Regions from separate parts of the Mus musculus genome. Here regions 1, 2, 4 and 5 are each linked to region 3. The links are chromatin loops, found by intact Hi-C in ENCODE. Cell type or tissue: heart. All regions are shown on one strand. Region 1 has its middle 14 kb from the start of Gm46921. Region 2 has its middle 2.5 kb from the start of Gm30746. Region 3 holds the start of Med13l (mediator complex subunit 13-like). Region 4 has its middle 3.7 kb from the start of Gm30746. Region 5 holds the start of Gm30604 (a long non-coding RNA gene).

The links. Peaks named below come from ENCODE experiments on the same cell type or tissue, not always from the same donor. Only the 100,000 strongest peaks of a DNase experiment are listed, where the experiment ranks them.
Region 1: a loop joins it to region 3, with 2.3 times the contacts of the local background. A loop is called at or near these places in 8 of 42 quality-filtered maps.
Region 2: a loop joins it to region 3, with 2.3 times the contacts of the local background. A loop is called at or near these places in 6 of 42 quality-filtered maps.
Region 4: a loop joins it to region 3, with 2.3 times the contacts of the local background. A loop is called at or near these places in 7 of 42 quality-filtered maps.
Region 5: a loop joins it to region 3, with 2.2 times the contacts of the local background. A loop is called at or near these places in 9 of 42 quality-filtered maps.

The regions. Positions count from the first base shown.
Region 1 is chr5:118,476,471-118,480,470 of GRCm38, reverse strand. No RefSeq gene overlaps it. Among named protein-coding and RNA genes, the nearest start is that of Gm46921, 14 kb to the left of the region's middle. In heart, no CTCF peak of the experiment used is centred here; DNase peaks (open chromatin) are centred at 220, 2,050, 2,750 and 3,620; H3K4me3 peaks cover 1,210 bases; H3K27ac peaks cover 3,661 bases.
Region 2 is chr5:118,457,575-118,461,574 of GRCm38, reverse strand. No RefSeq gene overlaps it. Among named protein-coding and RNA genes, the nearest start is that of Gm30746, 2.5 kb to the left of the region's middle. In heart, no CTCF peak of the experiment used is centred here; DNase peaks (open chromatin) are centred at 1,934 and 2,394; H3K4me3 peaks cover 1,215 bases; H3K27ac peaks cover 1,367 bases.
Region 3 is chr5:118,558,362-118,562,361 of GRCm38, reverse strand. Med13l (mediator complex subunit 13-like) reads right to left here and starts at 1,643. Exons shown (of 31, transcript NM_172424.4): 1 at 1,505-1,643. The coding sequence starts at 1,576. In heart, CTCF peaks have their summits at 1,399 and 2,220; DNase peaks (open chromatin) are centred at 961, 1,541 and 2,121; H3K4me3 peaks cover 3,073 bases; H3K27ac peaks cover 2,677 bases.
Region 4 is chr5:118,463,711-118,467,710 of GRCm38, reverse strand. No RefSeq gene overlaps it. Among named protein-coding and RNA genes, the nearest start is that of Gm30746, 3.7 kb to the right of the region's middle. In heart, no CTCF peak of the experiment used is centred here; DNase peaks (open chromatin) are centred at 2,360 and 2,730; H3K4me3 peaks cover 1,475 bases; H3K27ac peaks cover 2,529 bases.
Region 5 is chr5:118,378,685-118,382,684 of GRCm38, reverse strand. It overlaps Gm30604 (a long non-coding RNA gene), which reads left to right and starts at 1,767. Exons shown (of 6, transcript XR_878721.1): 1 at 1,767-2,056; 2 at 2,702-2,788. In heart, a CTCF peak has its summit at 2,237 (motif pointing left); DNase peaks (open chromatin) are centred at 1,134, 1,764, 1,924, 2,924 and 1 weaker place; H3K4me3 peaks cover 1,600 bases; H3K27ac peaks cover 1,406 bases; H3K27me3 peaks cover 977 bases.

The sequences.
Region 1 (4,000 bases), 82 kb after region 3:
GTCATTCTCTTTGCAGGCAAGAGGCTCAGTGGACCCAGGATCAGGTCTGGGAATCCCACATGAGTCCTCGTTTGAGTACAAAAGTCAGGTCTGAGAGAGGAAGGCAGGGAGGGTGGAGTGTAAGTCCTGGCTGGGGCCTGAGCCTCAGAGCTAAAAGCACGTGGCCACATTGGGTACAGAATGTCCTTGTCGTCCCCCAAGCACAGAAGCACAGAACCGGTTTGCACTCTTCCTTTCTTCATACTTTCATAGATGAGTCAGACATCGTCCTTATCCATTCCCAGCTATCAGGACTGTCCATCTGTCTGGCCGTCAGCCTCACCCAGTGAACAGAGATTAAACACCTCACACACCCAGAGGATGGAGGCCAGCATCAGCTGATTCCCTGGCTTTCTAGGAAGTGATGCTGGCTTCTGGCTGTAGTCAAATCTGCACTGGGGCTTTCTCCTAGGTAAAGAACTGGAGGATACATAGTTAACATTTAAAATGACTTGGAAAACCAGGTGTGGTGGCGCACGCCTTTAATCCCAGCACTTGGGAGGCCGAGGCAGGTGGATTTCTGAGTTTGGGCCTGGTCTACAGAGTGAGTCCCAGGACAGCCAAGGCTACACAGACAAGCCCTGTCTCAAAAAACAAAAACAAAATGACTTGGAAAACTGGGGATGGTGGGGCTTGACTGTATTCCCAGAATTCAAGAAGCTGAGGAGAGAGGATTATGGATTTCAGGCTAGCCTGGGCTACAGTGAAACTTTGCCTGACCCCTATCCACATTCCCATCCTAAAAACAAAAGCAAACAACAAAATGGTCTTGAAAAATAAAGGCGGAATTCGGCCTTTCTTCCTGTATTTATTTGTGTTTTTTTTTTTTTTTTTTTTTTTTTTGGTTTTTCGAGACAGGGTTTCTCTGTATAGCCCTGGCTGTCCTGGAGCTCACTTTGTAGACCAGGCTGGCCTCGAACTCAGAAATCCGCCTGCCTCTGCCTCCCGAGTGCTGGGATTAAAGGCGTGCGCCACCACGCCCGGCTTATTTGTGTTTTTTATTGGTTATTTTATTTATTTACATTTTAAATGTTATCCCCATTCCCAGTTTCCCCTCCACAAGCCCTCTATCCCCTCCTCCCTCCCCCTACCTCTATAAGGGTGCCCCCTCCCCCACCCTACCTCCCCCACTCCTGCCTCAGCGGCCTATAGTTCCCCTATCCTAGGTAATCAAGCCTCCACTGGACCAAGGGGTCCCCCTCCCAGTGATGCCAGATAAGGCAGTCCTCTGCTACATATCCAGCTGGAGCCATGGGTACCCCCTCTGTACTCTAGTTGGTGGTGCCTGCATTTACTTTATTATTTAATTTATTTATTTCACTGTATACCTCTGGCTGGCCTCGAGCTATGTGGACCAGGTTGCTCTTGAACTCAGAACTCACAAGGATCTGCTCCTCTGTCTCCAGAGTGCTGGAATTAATGTGTGCCACCGTGTCTAGGCAAAATCAGAAATTTTCAACAATAGTCCTCTCTTGGCAGAACACTTTGGGACACTCACTATAACTTCTTTATCTTGAGCCAGATGTAATTAAAGCTTACAGGGCCTATTCTAGTATTCTTTTCAGATAGATAGATAGATAGATAGATAGATAGATAGATAGACAGACAGATAGGCGCACAGGCACACATTAGGGCAGGCTCATGCACATGTCCATACTGTTAGGTCACGGGATGCCTTTTGGAGTCAGAGGTGAGGAGACTCTGGGTCTAGCCTCCAGCTCTCTGGCCACCAGTCCTGGCCTTTTCTGTGCCCAGCCACACAGAGGACCCACAGGGAACCCACACCATCGTGGCTATCCTTAAACCTAGCTGACCTGGAGGTCTGGGATAGAGTAAGCCCTTGAATGGGGAGGAAGCCCAGAAAACAAACAAAACAAAACAAAACAACCCCCCCCCAAAAAAAAACCTCACCACAATAAGGAGGGGCGAGAAACGAGAGCCTATGAGAACACAATATACAGATTAGGAAGGCGGAACCACCCATGCATTGGCTGATTGCTGGCCTGACGTCACAATGGCCCAGCCTGCAGTGCTGCAGGCAAGTTATTTGAAAAGGTTTTTGGTTTCCTGCGTTTCCTGTCTTGTGAAGGGGAAATGTGTTCACGTGTGCAGAGGGCGAACTAACGGGCCCGGGGGTGGGGTGGGGGGGAGTGTTGCAGGGTGGGTGTTGTTTGGTGGCTCTGCTGTCCCTGACAGTCAACCAAAGTTTGAAACTGAAGCGACCGCAGGGGAAGCTGTGAATGCCACATGACCCGTGGGGACTTCGCAGCTTCTTCAGTTTAGGGGAAGCCCAAGCAGACCCAGCCTCTATGATTGGTTCAATCCGTGTGAGTTTTAAAAATTTTAGTTTAAAAAAATAATTTTTTTGAGACAGTGTCTCATCATGAAGCTATGGCTGGCATGAAATTCACGCAGTTCAAGCCACCCCTGTCTCCTGGGTACTGGGATTAAAAGTGTGCATCACTTCGTTTTGTCTCCATGTGATTTATAAAAAAAAAACAAAAACAAAACAAAACTACTTTGCTTCCTAAAACCCCCCTGGGCTTTCCCCAAGTCCCATGTCAACAACTCACAGTTCCTTCAGGATGTTGCTCAGTCACTCCTCCCTGGAGAGTCATCTGACCCTCCTTTTCAGCCTTGATTTGGATGAGAGGACAGTGAGTCGTGGCTGATCTGTGTGCTGCGTTCTAGCTACACAACGAACATGTCAGGGCTGCACAGCCACACACAGCGGTCCAGGGACAGACCGGTGCTAGAATCTGATGAGAATCTCCCACTAGATGAGAATCAAGTACAGGGCTAGTGGCGATTGTCCTCATTGTCCACATCGAGATGACGATCAATAATGAGGCGCCAAGAAAAGCCAAAGGATGGGGCTGGATTTCCAGAGTCTCTTGTGTACCCGGATCAACCTGGATCTGAAAGTCATGGCCCTGAGCATTTTAGTTACCCGATTAAATGTAATCTCCCTTTTGAAAGGAACCAACTTAGCCAGTTTTCTCTCAAGACCATAAAGGAGTCTTCAATTGTGTATCCAGCCTTCAGACAAAATCTTAGTCTCAGCGTGGATCTGGGCTTTGCCAGCCTCTCCCCTCCTCCACCATCTAGTCCCCGCCCCCAACACCGGTGACAAGTCACAGGTTCCTACTGCTTAATCTATGGTTGTTTGTGACAAGTAGAACAGATGGGTCTCCTTGGAAAAATGGCGTGAGAACCAAGTAAAAGAGACTGGGGTTAGATGAACATAATTAACGTCCCCTGTCTGAGCCTCAGTTGCTCCATCTGTGACATGGGAGAGTGGCAGTCCCTCCACCTTGGAACTTGGTGGAGGTTTCATGCAACACCTGGTTTCTGATACATGCTCAAGAGACAGTGGCTACCAGCCTCTCCCTGACAGCCTACTGTGGACGAGGCAGGGTCTTCCCTAGGCTTCCTGGACAATGAAGGGACAAGAGAGTTAAGGTGGTCACCGGGGGATGGGGTGTTCACCATAAGCAGCTCTGCTTCCTTGTCACTACTGGCCACAAGCACCTGCCCAGCCAGCAGGGCACACTGGCCTGTCATCACTCCAGGAAGGGGCTCCCAGCCAGCCGTGCAGGCGGTTTCTATTCTAGGCTGGATTCTGGCTCCTTGTGGTGTCAAGACCTACCAACTTGTTCTGCAACCCCAGCTGGGCTCCAGGCCCTGCCAGACCCCCTCCTGGCCCCAACTTCCTTCCTGGAGCAACTGTTGGTCTGACTTGATTCCCCTAGATGTTGTGCTGTACTCACAGGGGTACGGCGGAGGAAGCCTGTATTTGTGGGGTTCACCATGCACCACTCAATGGTATGTGTGGCATAGCATGGGCTAATGTTTCAGCTTCCCCTACACAACCCTTGAAGACAGTGCCAAAAGCTGCCCACTTTACAGAGGGCAAAACTCAGTGAGATACAAGATCAAGACCCAGATCCTGTAAGATCTT
Region 2 (4,000 bases), 100 kb after region 3:
TCCTTTCCTGCACATGCCTGCCTCAATCCCTCACCTCTCAGCTACACCAGGATTTTTAATGTCGATTCAAAGTCCTTCTTGTGACAGAGGAGGCGCCTCAGCAAATATCAGAAGAAGCTGAGACTCACTACTTTGTAAATATCATTTGTAGGGTGTTTGGGAGGGCAGAGAACATGACCTAGGTGCCCTAGAGAGCTGCGCCCCCCTCTGCTTGGAAATTGTCTCATCCTGATGGGGAGTCCAAGGTTGCAAGACAGTCAGAGAGGAAAAACACACACACGTGCATACGCATGCACACACACACACACAGACACAAGCACAGGAACACACATGTTTGCACCTGCATGCATGCATGAACACACATGGAGGGAAACACATACACACAAGCACACGTGTACACACACACACATATGGAGGGGCTGGAGATTAAGCACTGAGTGAGTGTGATCAGCTGTAGTTGACACAGCCTCTGGAGGTTGACATAGGAGATTCCCCAGAGCAAGCTGACTAGGGAGACTAGCCACACGGGGAAGTTCTAGGCTTGACGGACAGACCCTGCCTCAATGAATAAGGTAGAACACTCACGTACCCACACCCATGAGAACACATACAATGTGTGTGTGTGTGTGTGTGTCTAAGATGTACCCACAACACACCCTCACAAAAATGGAGTGAGGAAGAGGAAGGGTTATCCAAGAACTTTTATTCAAACAATGATTTGAAGCCATTTTGATAAGCCAGACCTCAAAGTGCATACCTGTCAGTCCCTGCTACTGAGGAGACCTCAAGTTCCACACCTGCCTGGGAAATAGAATAAGACACTGTCCCAAAGTTTAAAAAGGTCTGGAGGGAGGGCTCCGTGGTTAAGAGCTGGCTGCCTTTACAGAGGATCTGAGCTTAGTCTCCAGCACCCACGTGGTGGCTCATGATTGCCAGTATCTCCAGTTCTAGTGGATCGGACATCGTCCCCCAAGCCAGACACACAAACGCTGCACTGACATACACGTGTGGGAAAAGCAACCATGCACATACAATTCCTTTTAAAAGTATTTAAATCTTGACTTTTTTTTTAACTAAAGGGGGGGGGTGTTGAGTGATGGGTGCGACTCACCATTATAGTACTTGCTGGGGACATATGTGGCCCTAAATTCAGTCTCTGTGAAAAAGGAAAATGTGTGCACTTTCCACATCCAGAGATGCCCGTGATGTTCGATGCTGATGAGAACTTACTGTGGGTTATCATCTATCTAGACTTAAGTGTTCAGAAGGAAATGCCAGTGCTCAGGGATGTGGGGATCTACGAGAAGGAATATGGCTCCGGCAACCTTTCCTAAAACACCAAGACACAATCATACACTATTTTACAAAGTCAATTTCACTGAAGATAATTTACCCCCACCCCCTGCTACGACCTCCACCCAGGTCTCTGAGACTCCCAAAGCCCATGTTATTTTGTTTTTGTTATTTTTTTTCCCCCAGTCAGGGTTTGTCTGTATAGCCCTGACTGTTGGGGGAACTCAGTCTGTAGAGCAGGCCGGCCCTGAGCTCAGAGATCCGCCTGCCTCTGCCTCCCATGTGCTAGGATTAAAGGCGAACAACACCAGGCCAGGTTGCAAAGCCCATGCTCTTAAGGGCAACGTTGAGACCTATTGCCTTCTACAGATAATAAGGAGCTAGAAAACGCTTGAGCGCGAGAGTGGGCCTGTTGGAATATCGTCACTTCAGAGGTCAGAAAGTTGCCTTTCCTGTCTCACATCAATTTCTTTTATGCTGGGTTCACTGCCTCTGGTCCGGTTTCTAGGAGACAGGCAGAACTGCTCATAAAACCCCAAGCCCGAGGAGTCGGTAATTAAGTCCATCTCAGCTGGCTCCTCCCAGCCCTTTCTTCTTAAGGACCTGTTGGCTCTGGCTTTGATCTCTGCTGTTCTGCCCTGAAGCTCCCCAGCCGCTGGAGTGTGGGAATAGCCAAGGTCTGGCACCCGTGGGACAAGAGCACCGGATGGAAGAGAGGGGCGCGGGAGCCTCAGCCTGGCCCTGCCACACTTTGTGTGTCCGGAGGGGGAGCTTCCGACATCCAGACCACCTACCTCTGAGGAGTTGGAACTGGAGGTGGGGGAGCGGGAGGGAGGGAGAGAGGGAGAGAGGGAGAGACAGAGACAGAGACGGACAGAGAGAGAGACACACACACAGAGGGAAAGCAGTGGGAGATAGACATAAAGTGGCAGAGAGAGAGAGAGAGAGAGAGAGAGAGAGAGAGAGAGAGAGAGAGAGAGAGAGAGAGCTCATATGCTGCTTCCTTCTTGTTGAGTCAGTCAGTCCAGCCCCTCCCTGCCCTGTGGTCTCTCCCGTTCTCTCTCAGTTCCGAGGCTGCAACGCGAGCCAAATGACTCACTGACGTGGGAAAGTTAATTTATTTTGGCAGACATTCCCCTAGCTCTGAGAAATGGAGACTGCACACCTATTGCCTCAGAAGGCAGAAATTAGGGTGGTGATTCATTCATTCCCCCTCCATTCATTCTCGGAGTCCCCGATTATTCCCACCCCATTAAAATTCCGCCTATTGTTTTCTCTCTGGGGGAGGAGACCGAAGGAGGCTTAGCCAGGCACTCTGTGAAAGTACTCAATGACAGTACCCCACAGCTAATGTGACAGAGCAGTCAAGGGCTGTGTGTCTGCCCGGCAATAGAGTCCCAGCCTGAAGCGCCCTCCAGGAGGTCGAGGTGACCCGGCCATGTCAGTACAACTGCTACTAAATAGCAGTGGGAAAGAAAGCCCAGCAGCCTGCGCTGCAGATGCAACCGGTTGAGCAAGAGCTCAGGGCAGGTGCGGGCTATCTATCTATCTATCTATCTATCTATCTATCTATCTATCTATCTATCTATCTATCTATCATCTAACTATTGTCTATCTGTCTATCAATCTATCATCTATTATCTAACTATCATCTATCTAATCTATCACATGTCTAGCTACAATCTTTTTATCATCTATTATCTATCTCTATTATCTGTCTGTTATCTGTCATCTCTCTCTTTTTTCTAATCTACCTCTATCACTCTCTATGATGTATAGCTCTAGCTTTGCCTGGAGCTCACTATGTAGCCCAGGTTGGCCTTAAGTGTGCAGCAATTCTCACACCTCAGTCTTCCCACTGCTAGGATAACAGCCTCAATACTCCAGACATGTGAAAGACTGAAGCAGGAGAATCACAAGTTCAAGGCCTGTCAGGGCAACTTAGTGAAGTCCTGCCTCAAAATGAAAAAGGTATGTCTGCCGGGTGGTGGTGGTGCAAGCCTTTAATCCCAGCACTTGGGAGGCAGAGGCAGGCAGATTTCTGAGTTGGAGGCCAGCCTGGTCTACAAAGTGAGTTTCAGGACAGCCAGGGCTACACAGAGAAACCCTGTCTCGAAAAAAAACAAACAAACAAAAAAACAAAAAAAACAAAAAAAAAAAAGAAAGAAAGAAAAAAGTTTCTTCTTCTTCTCCCCGCTCCCCCCCCACCAAGGGCTGATGTAGTGCTTGCTTAGCTTAGTGATACTCGGTTTCTATTCTCAGCACACCGTATACACCCACCCACCCTTCCCAGCCTCACAAGGGCCCTTCTATTGTTTATAGCCTAGGCTAACAGTATAGCTTATAGCCTAGGCTAACAGTATAGCTTATAGCCTAGGCTAGCACTGTATAGTGGCTGTTGATGACCTTGAACTTCTGATTTGCCTCCACGGTGTGCAGCACCAGCTTACGTTTATGTGGTGCTGGAGACAGAATCCCGGGCTTTGTGTATGCTAACTAGGCAAGGGCTATACCAACTGGGCGGCAAAGATGTTCTGTTATTTTAATTACAATTTTTTCATTTATTGGGGGACAATATGAGTATCAGAGTGCCCGTGTAGAGGTCAGAGGACAACCTGTGGGAGTTCATTCTCTCCTGCCATTGTGTAGTCTAGGAACAGAACTCAAGTCATTAGGCTTGGCTGCAAGCCCCTTTGCTTGCTGAGCC
Region 3 (4,000 bases):
CACTTCCAAAGTTGGCAACAATTCCTCTTTCTCCACTAGTCTCCAAGGGGAGAAAAAGCATCTATGCCACCCATAATTAAATGTAACTAATTACAATTTGAACACTAAATTATTTATCCAGTGTAAACAAGGACTAAAAGGAAATAAAGCTTCTATCTGCAGCAGGGGTTCCAGAAAATAATTTGCAATAAATGCATGCTCTCCAAAAGTCAGCACCCTCCCCCCCAGCACCCTCCCCACCAAAATTGGGCACACAACTAAAATAAGTTGAGTTTTTAAGGCTAAATTAAATAGGCCGTTCAACCAATTTTCCAATTATATTCTACGCTTGAAACATAATTGCCTTACATCTGTTTACAAATCTTTGCTCAATATTTAAACAAATTCGTACTCTCCCGGGCACATAGCTACACACACACAGTAACTCAGGCACAAAGCGCGTATTTAAAGACCATGCACTCCCATTATCAGCGTAAGCGCCGGGTTTAACAACGCGAATGTTTTCAGAGCTAGGTAATACGACCCAATAAAAAGCAAAGATGGCATTTACCACCAAATGTCACTGCCACCGCCAGGAAAGAGTTGCTGGAGCTCTATACATTTTTAATTTCGACGAATCGAGCCGCCGTCGCCCGGTGCCAGGCTTCCAGAAGAACAATTGACACCCTAAATGGTTCGAGATTAAGGCAGGCGATGCACTTCCAAAGCAAAAGTTGTCAATTATCAGAGGCGAGAGCGGGAGAGAGGAGAGGCGAAGGCAGATAAAAGCGATGTTATCAAACCGCCCAGCTTGTTGCTCGTGTGTGTGTGTGTGTGTGTGTGTGTGTGTTCCTTGTTAAAGCAGAGAAAACAGTTTTTAAAGGCAGCGGAGGAGAGCGAGGAGCAGCAGCTTCCTCCACCTTCCGTGGGCTCCGAGCAATGGCTCTCCCGCTCTCCGGCGTAGTAAACCCCGAGAGGCGGGCGGCTGTCCGTGTTTACAACGGCGCGAGCGAGCTCCGGCTGCCAGAGTCCTTTTCCCTGACACCATCGCCTTCCATCAACTGTTTTCGGGCGAAATCGCAGGTGTCATTGTGGAAATATTAAAAGGAAAAAAAAGGGAAAAAAACGGAGAAACAGAGGAAGAGAGAAAGAAAAAATCAGAAGGCAGACGCCGGCGAGTGGGAGAGCAGCCGATCCGATCGGGAGAGAGAGAGAGAGAGAGGACGAGCCTGCAGCTCACCCGCGCCGGCGGCTGCACAAGGCAGAAAAGCCTTCCACATTTCGGGGAAGGAGGAGAAAAAAGAAAAAAAAAGAAAATAAGGGGGGAAGGGGAGGGGAGGGGGTGTGATTGCCACGGAGGTGGGCGCTCCGAGCGCGCCCCGGCGTCCGCAGCGCCCCGACTTCCCCACGCACGTCCACGCCGGGCGCCGCGCTCGCCGACGCCGCCAGGGCTCCGGGAGGAGAAAGTTGCGCGGCGGGGAGGTCGCGCCCCCCAACCCGGGCTCCCCCCCGCCCCGCCACTCACCAGCGAGAAGAGGTTGGAGTGACAATCCTCCAGGCTCGCCCCGTTCGCTACCCAGTTCGCCGCGGCGGTCATGGTCCTCCGCGAGCCCGGCCGCCAGAGCGGGGCATGTCGGAGCGGGCCGGGCCGGGCGGCGGCGGCGGCGGCTCCCGGGCACCAGGGGCGCGAGGCCCGCGCGGGAGGCCCGAGGGCGGCGGTGGCGACGACGGCGACGACGGCGGCGGCGGGGGGCGCGGGCCGGCAACGCCGCCCGCCTCTGTCGCGCAGGGCCGCCGCCTCCGCCTCCGCCTCGCCGCCTCGTCGGCCGCCTTGTTTATCTCCAAGCCGGCGGGCGACTCGCCCTCGGCCGCGCCGGCGCGGGAGGCACGCGAGCCCCGCAGCCGCCCCGAGCCGCCGCCGCCGCCGCCGCCGCTGCGCGAGCCCGCGAAGGGGGGGGTGCGGACGAAGCCAGCGGGCGACCCCGGCAGCCGAGCGCCGTCCCCTCCTTCCTCTTCCTCCCCACCCCCCCCCTCCTCCCCAGTCGGCCGCGCTTCTCCTCCCTCCCCGGGCTCGCTCGCTCTGACAGCAATGGCGGCCGCCGACCGCGGCTCGGCCCGCCATTGGCTGCGGCGCGTCACGTGACGGGCGCCGGCCGCGCGGGGGGCGGGGGAGGGGCCGCGGCGGCGGCGGCGGCGGCGGCGGTGGTGGCTCGCGGGAGGCGCTGCTGAGCCGAGCGAGCGCGGCCCTCTCGGAGCGGGGTGACGGAGCCAGGGAGGGAAGAGAAAGAGGTGCGGGCGGCCGTGGGACGCCGGGGCTGCGTGGACGCCCCGCCCTGGGCGCGGGCGCGCGTCGGGCGCGGGCCGAAGAGGGCCGCGGCTTCCCCGGAGCGGCCTCCGAGCCCCCCTGGGGGAGCATCTCGGGTCCCCGAGGAGCGGCGTGGGCCGGCCCGGCCTGGCCGAGCGAGCCGAGGAGTGTCTCCTCCTCGAAACCTCGCGCGCGACCGCCCGCCGGCCTGCCTGCCGCAGCGCACCGGGCGGAGGAGTAGGACTCAAAGAGACACAAAGGCAGCGAGCGAGGTGCTTGCCCGGGGTCGCGGGATTCGAACCCAGGCATCGGGAAGCCAGGGCTCGGGACTCACTGCCTCCCGAGCGCTGAGCTCCTAAAGCATCCCGGCTGCTGGAGCCCTTGGCGCCCACTCTGTGCGTGCACGCAGGCATTCCTTACATAGATGATCCCAGCGCTCTTAGGTGCCACATTCACACTGGGCTATGTGGAGGGGAGCAGGCCCTTCCTCCAGCTCCAAGCGGTCAATAATAACCAGCATCCCTTCTTCAGAGAGTAATGGGACTGGGAGAAGTGCTGATGCCGGAGACTGCCTTCCAGGACTTTTCGTCGTGGAAATAGAGAAAGGGAGAAAGTTGACTTGGAAAGAGGTAGAATTAGGCAGGCGTATCTCTATGAGTTCCAGGCCAGCCTGGTCTACACACTGTCTCCAAGAAACAAAGGAAGAGTAAAACGCTGGAAAGAGCGGTGGAAGCAAAATAAAGCGGGCACAAATCTGACATATGAATGGAGTTTTGAGACTACCACAAACCTTAAACCCTGGAATGAAGGTGGCCCGAACACATAGGTCATTTCACAGAGTCCTCAGAATCGGGGTGCAATAGCATCCCCAAGGTCCCAGTTACTGAGTGGCTCAACTCCTGAACTATCTGAATTCAGGAGGCTCTGGAGAGGATGCCAGGAGCTGGCTCTGCTACACCTAGCTGTGACCCTGCCCAGCAAAGTTTAACTATGCCTCATTTTCTAATCTGTCCAAAGCAAATCCTAATTGCTGACCTGCTGACCTCAAGCCAAGGTCACACATTTCCGTTAAGATGCTATTGGGGGAAGGGTTACAAGGGGGAGTTGCCCGACACTTTATGCACACATGTGGTATTACTGAGACCTGAGCAGTCAGATGGTCCATCACACCCAGAATCCACGCATACTCATCACACGCGTAGGCAAAAGGCTATGAGCTGGTCACAGTCTAAGCAAGTCATAAGGGGAAGGAAAAGGGGGGTGGGATGCTGCACAGAAGCAAAACCAAACAAATAAGAAACAGTTTACAGGGCTGGAGATTTGGCTCAGCAGTTAAGAGCACTGACTGCTCTTCCCAAGGTCCTGAGTTCAAATCCCAGCAACCACTTGGTGGCTCACAACCACTCGTAATGAGATCTGACTTTCTCTCTTCTGGTGTGTCTGAAGACAGCTATCGTGTGCTTATTTATATATATATAATAATAAATCTTTTAAAAAACAAGAAAAACAGTTTACAGATTAGGAATGCTAGCATTTCTAATAAAATAAATAAAATTATTTTTTAAAAAATGCTCAACTTTATATATTGCTAGGACCAGATATTTGTGTCCCACTTACCATTCATGTTGAAACACTACAAGGGACAGGTTTTCGACATGGTAGTTAGCACGTGGATGAATTCCTTGTCTTGAAATAAGTGCCCTCTGAAGAGACATA
Region 4 (4,000 bases), 95 kb after region 3:
TGTGTGAGTGTATGTGAGTGTGTGAGTGTATGTGAGTGTGTGAGTGTATGTGAGTGTGTGAGTGTATGTGAGTGTTAGAGCGTGTGTGAGTGTGTGTATGTGTGAGTGTGTGAGATTATTGTGAGTGTGTGTGAGTTATGTGAGCATGTGTAAGTGTGTTAAGAGTGTGTGTGAATGTATGTGAGAGTGTTTGTGTGTGTGTGTATGAGAATGTGTGTTTGAGAGTATGTGAGTGTGTGTCACTGTGTTATTCCAGTGCTAAGAGACAGGCACAGGTAGATTCTTGGGGCTTGATGATCAGCCACCCTACCCTAATTGTCCAGCTCCAGGTTAATGAGAGATCCTGTCTCAAAATCCGAGGTGGTTCCTGAGGAATGAAACCCAAGGTTGACTTCCTAGCTCCATATGCAAGTACACACACATACATGCACACACACATACATACTCACTAACACACATATACTCATACATACACCCATACATACTCATACACTCTCACAGAAACACACAAACACACACAACCCTTAGAAAAGAAGCTACATTAAAAGGGGGTGATTAGATTGTTTTTCAGGAATTACTGCCTTTCACAAGAGAGTTTATTCCTGCAACCATAAAGTGAAGCCACCCCTTGTTATGTCCTTTCTATATGAACCTGTCTGTCTTTCTGCCAGCCTTCTATAGCATAAGACCCTCAGCAGATACAACCCTCTGATCCTGGACCTCCACCTCCATAACTGTGGGCTGAATAAACCTTTGTTCTTTCTAAACGACCCTGCCTCCTGCCTTCTGTGACAGCCATAGAAAATTGATGGAGACTCTGACTTGTGCAAAGAATCTCCCAGCATGTGACTGATCTATGGGCAATGAGTGGCAAGTTTGTTGAGCAGAAGAATCTTTGCTGCCTTGTTTCTGCCACCTGGCTGACAGTCACCTGAAGATGTGTTTCAGACCCTGGAGATATGGTGGCACAAGCCACTGTGGCTGCAGGAGATGTGCACTGTCGTTTTATGTTTCCTAGATCAGAACCAAGCTACAGCCCAGGAAACACCTGTTTCTGTAAATAAAGTTTTATTAGACAGAGCAATGCCTATTCATTTATCTATAGTTCCTGTTTCTGGGACAAAGTTGAATGGTTGCCGTGGGGACTGTGACTCACAAGCTTATTTACTATTTGGCCCTGAGCAGAAAAAGTTCACCAACCCAAGTGAGCCAGACAAAGAACCTAAGTTCAGAGACACTTAGCAACTTGCTCCAGGAACATCAGCAAGCCTAGGACAGCCTGGAGTGCCAGCCTAGAACGCCAGACTTTTAAGGGAAGTGCTTTGTCGATACCTCAAAAACCACCCTTGCTTTTGTCTCCTGGGCTGGTCTTCTACAAGGCTCTCCCACTGTTGCTGCCTTCTTGGGAGCTCCAAGGCAGCAGCTGGTGGCAGGGCTAAGGAGCACCTGAAGCAGAAAAGAGGCGGAGGAAGCCACTTCTTACAGAGTACAGCCGCGGGCTTGTTTTCTAAACACTCACTTATCAGCCAGTAGCCCACAATGAGGGGGTCCCTTGCTTAGCTGCTCTGCTGGGCCCCACTTCAGGGAGGCTGTGTCAGGGATTACACAAAGCAGGCTTCCCTCTCCGACTCCGGACCACCCCCTTGATGCAGGAGACAAAATCCCCCCCCCCGCCCCAAATCCCCACATCTAGGTGGCTCTATAGGCTCCCTCACTGGCCCATTAAGGTCCCCAACACCCCACGTTGGGGCTCTCACCCTGCCCCATCTTTACTGCATAAGACGGAATTAGCCCCTTTCTGTTTTTTTTTCCCTCTTTAATAAAGCTGTACTGTGTCCCGACGGTCGTACCCCCACTCCACCCCCACCCCCCGAGCCCCGCATTCCACCCTTCTGAGTCCTCTCCTTCCCGGGCTTTAGGAAATGTCTTAGATTCTCTCACTGGGGTGTAATGGTTAAATTGCTACCAGCTGATTAAATAGCGGCAGCCCAGGCTGTAATCCTTAGCATCCAGGAACCCGGGAAGGCAGAGCCCAGCGCCCGCACAGCCCCTCTGACCCCGCTTGGCCCCGCCCAGCTTTCCCCCTTTCATTTGTTCCAGCTGTTAACGGAATCCTCTGGGAATCCAGGGGGCCAAGGGAGGAGGATAGGGTGGAGGGGAGGAGGGACAAGAGGGGGATGTTTGGGCTCGACCCTCCAGGCTCAGCTCCAGGAGTGTTGGCCTCTAGCCCTGCCCCTCCAAAAACCACAAACACACACACACACACACACACTCATCGCTACACACAAACCTCTCTCACACGTCACACCCTGACACACCCCACACTCATTCACCCCTCCCTCTCTCCACCCCCTCACACACACTCATACCAGACTTACTCACCCTCCCCCACATACACACGCACATCACAAACCCCTACACACCCCACACTCGCTCATTCCCGACACCCTCTCTCTCTCTCTCACCCCCCAAACCTCCCTCCACGGCACACCCACCTTTGCTCACTCTTTCTCACATACACACACAGCCACCACTTCCCTGAACCCTGCACAGTCACACACGTCCTCTCACGCGCAGAAGCGCACCCTGCACATTAACTCAATGTGTGTACACAGACACCCGGAACATGGGTTCACACCCTAAAACTCCTTCCTGCTTTCTATTTTGTAGCAGGAGGACCAGAAGAAGGAGGGTCCCTTAAAGCCCCGCCCTTTCCTCCTAGAAAATCCCTCCCACTTCTAACCCCACCTTCCAAACAGGGACGGATGGAAGAGCTACCCCCACCCTATCTAGATTCAGGGTCAAGAACTCCAGGGATGCCTTGCTACGAACAGCCCAGGCTGGCCTTTTAAACTCACCAATTCTCCTGGCTCTGCCTCCTGAGTGTTGGCATTATAAGCATAAACCACCTTGCCAGGCTAGGGAATGGGGCCTGACGCATGGACCAGGACAGTAGCCTTGCAAAGTGGCTATAGGGATGAGGTGAGACAGGAACAGAGTACCCTGACCAGCCTGGCATGTGTTAATGCTTATCCAAGAGGTTTGCAGAAGGATGGGGTGCATACACCCCAGAATCATCTTCCAGTGCAAAGCTCTGAGTCCTAGACTTTCTGCCCTTTTAGACTAGCCTGGGGCCAGTGCACGCCCAGGTGAGCTGAGCCTGCACCAGCTTCAACCAGCATGCAGCTTGCTTTTCTGTCTGGTTCCCCGTGCTGTCAGTGCTGAATCTGAACTAATAATAGCTGGGCACCCAGCATCCTTGGGAAAGTTGACTTCTGTGGAAAGTTCGATTGGGAAAAGTGGAGAGAGAGCCTGACCTTCATATCCAACCCTGCCGCATGCAGGCTCAGCAACCAGACAGAGAAGAAAATGACTAGCTGTGTGGAGGAAGTGGCTGCCAAGCCAAGCACTCCGCTCTCAGGACCAGCTCTTTCCCATTGCACAGGAGACGAGGGTCCCCCAAGCGGGTCAAAGGGAGAAGCTGGGACCATGTGTGGGGCTGAGGCTGGGCTTGCTTCTATGGCTGGAGACCTTCATCTTATTTGTCAATAAAGGTGAAAGGGAAGAAGAGATCACACTGAATTCAGTTCCAAATTTCCATCCAAGTAAGGTGTCCTTAACCGAAGGCAGGGATTTCACAGACACTCTGAGGCAGCACTCCGATTCCAGGAAAGGTAAATGAAGCCCCCCTCCCCGAGGACTGCAGGGGCCATTTGTCAAAGCAGCCACCAGAAACATACACTCTACCAAAAGACGATCCTATTTTACAGATGGGAAAAATCAAACCCTGGGGAGGAAGGAGAAGGCAAGATACATACATACAGTGAAGGCAAGATGCTAGCTCCCTGGTTAGCTCACCAGGGAGTTCATCTTGTGGGGAAGAGTCATGAAAGAAGGGAGCTTTGTGTCACTATAACAAACCGACTGAGGTAGAGTCATTTGGCTCATAGAAGCCAAGAAGCAGAAAGGACCTAGGAGGACAAAGCTGCCAGTGACCCAC
Region 5 (4,000 bases), 180 kb after region 3:
AGGAGATGGATGATGACCTGGGATAGGCGGGGCTAAACAGTGAATGTCTATGGATAATATTGTTCTGTTCACTTGATGTGGGTGCTGTGAACTGAACTCAGACCCTTTGGGGGTCCGAGCAGCGACTGACCACTGAGCCATCTCTCCAGCCCCGTATATATTTTAGAGGGCTACACTGTCAAGTCCGCGTTTTAGCTTTTCCTTATGGCTCATTCATTTCTTTGTGCCTTCATTTCTCCCCCGCAACACCAGGCCTCTAGGATCCACTACATAGGCAGTGCTGCTCTGGGAAGAGAGATGCACACACGCCTTCTCCGATGCCTCCATGAACTCTTTTTTTTAAAAGATTTATTTATTTATTTATTTATTTATTTATTTATTTATTTATTATATGTAGGTACACTGTAGCTGTCTTCAGACACCACAGTAGAAGGGGGTCAGATCTCATTACGGATGGTTGTGAGCCATCATGTGGTTGCTGGGATTTGAACTCAGGACCTTTGGAAGAGCAGTCAGTGCTCTTAACTGCTGAGCCATCTCTCCAGCCCCTCCATGAACTCTTGAGGGCTCCAGGTGAGCAGTTCCTCCTTTAGAGACACGGTGGGTTTTGCAGGAAGAGCAGCCATGTTGGGGCTGGTGAGCTGTTCAGATACAGGTTCTTGCAGAGTCTTCCAAACCTCCTCCTCTCCATCGCCTCGAAGATACTAGGCTGAGACGGCTCGTGCCGCAAAGCTACTTTCCAGCCAAGTCAGATTGCCCGAGAGGGACCATTAAGGCCAACAAAGTGGGAGGAGAGACTTGCTCAGATTGTCCTCTAGTCTATGTGCATACCACCACCAAATTAAAATCTAATTAAAAGAAAAAAATTTTTTTGAGTCACGAACTTCTGATGTAGCCCTTGGTGATCTGGAACTTTCCATGCAGATCTGCCTGCCTCCGCCTCGGATGCTGAGATTAAAGATGGGCATCACCATGGCCAGCCAATTAAAGATAAAAATTAAAGACAATACTAACCAGGCAGGAATAGTGAGCCACTCTGAAGCCCTGCGCTTTCTTTTATTCTTGCCTTTCCCCTTCTAACATGACCACGCCCCTGTAAACCACGCCTCCGTCAGCACAGGCTCCACCCCTCCACTCCCTGGCCCTGGGAGGGTTGCATTTGGTACCCAGGAGGGCTGAGGGGAATGCTAAGAGCGTGGGGAAGGGGTTGCAAACTGGCAGGGTGAGGCCTGAGGACTCCAGCCAGCTCCCTTCACGCCCTCCCCACTGCTGCACGCCTTGAAACTTCACTCTTCAGCGTCCGTGGGAGTGGGTGGGAGGCCGAGAGGGACCATCACCCGCTGCCAGAGCCCCAGTCGATGTCAACTCTGACTCTCTTCTTTTCTCAGATAAAAGGACTCGTCTGTGTGTTTGTCTTTTACAACACCCCTGCTGTTTCTTTTGTCTTATTTTAAATTTAAATTTCCGACGCATCCATTGGAGGCGGGGTCTTGAAAGAGCTAAGTCCTGCGCACATCCCTTCCTCGCTTTCCAGAACAAATCCTCCCACATTACAGCTCGCCCCGCCCCTCGTCTCCGCGCCCCCCCCCTCCGCCCCCTCCCCCAACCCCTAGGCCTCCTTGGGGATGGGATGGGGGAGGACCCAGGCCAGTAAGAACAAATTAGATAATGAAAAGAATTACGGCCCTGGCGTTCCCTCTCCCCGCCCTCCGGGGCGCTGCTTTCCCCTCCTTTCCCTCGGCTCCCGCGCCCCCTCTCTCCCGGCGTCGCTGGAACGTTCAGCGGCCCGTGATGAATGATCGCCTGTCACGGCTTGTTTATTATAACGCGGGCAATCAATTACACATCCCCAACGCTGGCCGGCCCGCGGGAAATTGATACGCTCAGCACAATCCAATGTGAAAATGGGAACTCATTTGCCAAATGTCTTTCTCAGGCATGATTACAGTGTGTTTCTTCCAACAGGACGGTTGGACTGACGGCGGTATCACTTACTGCCTGGCTCGGGCCACCCTCCTCGAAGGTGTTATTTATTGCGTGACAGAGGCTAACGCAGGTAGAGGACAAGGGGTTTCTGTCCTGGATGTCACCTTGTTGGTTGGTTTTTGTTTTTGTTCTTGTTTTAAGTGGGTGGGCGGGGCCACGGTTCCTCTTCCAGCCACTTCTGCAAGCTCAGCTTCTCAGGCCACCTTCTCCAGCACTCGACTGCTGGAGTCACCCTGGTGCCACCCTGAGGACAAACCTCTGCCCAGTAGAAGCTCTACGGGTCTAAGAATCAGGCCAGACTGGGGTTTCCAGTTCTGTCTGCTGTTGAGTCCTTTCCTACCCTGGGAGTTCTATGCCGTGGGCAATACTGATGTCAGGGACAAAACTGATGTCATGGACAACGTGAGGAGCTGTGAGGGGCCATCAGTGGTGCAGACTGGGATCCATGGCCCTTATCAGAAGTCCCCAGCCTCTGATTTCTGAGACGCTGTAGCATGGAGACTGTTTCTCTTCCTGGTGACATTTTGCCCTCTTACACACTGAAAAGATAAGACAACCCTTTGCTTTCCTTATGTTTCTATCTCTTTTCAGGCTCCTCCCCCGCCCAAGATTTTTTTTTCCTTTTAGTGTGCATGTGTATGTGTGTGTGTGTGGGGGGGGGGGCACAGCATGTATATGGAGATTACAGAACTCTGTGTGGTTCTCTCGAATTCAGGTTGTCAGATTGGCAGCAAGCCCCTTTAACCGGCTGAGACTTCTCACTGGGCCCACTTTCCCATCTTGGAGTGTGCCCTATAAGCAGGTGAGGGCAACTCTTTCTTGTGACGTGGGATTTCTACCTCATCCCCATCCCCTACCCCTCCACCACCACTCAGAGAAAGGCAGGAAATAACTGCTAAACTGGCTGGGCCATCTTGGTCTGGCTGGCACAGTCCGGGATCTCCCTGATCTAAAAATGTGTTGTGTAAACTGGGAAGTGAAGCTGTCAGTTCTGGTCATTCTCCAAGGTCTCGAGGTCTCGCCAGACCGGCTCTGACTCTAATTTATTCCCGTAGCGCACCTGGATCAGGTGGACGACGGGCATTGGAGGAGGCCGGCCAATCCTCGAGCATGTGGTCCACTGGTCTTCACCACACCTTGTATTGTGTTAGCTTACTGACTCCGCTGGTATGAGAACTCCAAAAAGGGAGGCACACGTTTGATGGCAGGCACTTCTGTGTCCCCAGCGTCCCCAGCCTCCACTTGGCATATCCTAAGTGCTCGGTAAATATTTGTGGCTTTCACGGATGGCTGAATGAATAGCATAAGAGTTAAACTCATTACCGGGGCAACCTCTGCCGAGCAGAGCGCAGCCCTGGAGAGGGGATGTTTACAGGCATTTCACCCCACGGCATCCTCACAGAAATAGCTCCTGCTCCCCCCACCCGCCCTTGCCCGGTGCTACAAATGTTCTGTGTGCTCAGGGCATAAAAACCGGTAACGGGCTGAACGTATACGTCTGTCTGGTAATTCCTGCTTAGCTTCCAATCAGCACCCTGGGCATAAATCCCAGTCTCTGTCAATGCCTCTTGCTCATAATCCCTACCCCACCTAGGCCGTGGGCACCTTCCTGTGCACAGGTAGCTGTGTCTTATTGGAATCTCATGTTTGTTGGTAGCCCAGGATAACCCCAAGCTCCTGCCTGCCACAACTTCCACCTGTGTTGTAAGTATGTGACACAGAGCCAAGCCAAGTCCCATCATGGGGCCAAGTTGTCCCAGTATGCCCAGCTGTAGTAACCACCTCCCTCGTCTTGCCTTCTTCTCAATACTGGATTTGAACTCAGGACCTTACATATACTGAGCAAATAAATACCTTACCCAAGTCATATACCAGCCCTCTTTTTACATCTTATTTGAGACAGGCCTGGCCTATCAAGATCCTTATACCTGGATCTCCAAAATGCCCCAAAGCACAGATTTCCTTAAAACAGGTTCTTGTTTTGTTTTGTTTTTTGTCTACCCATCCATTCAGA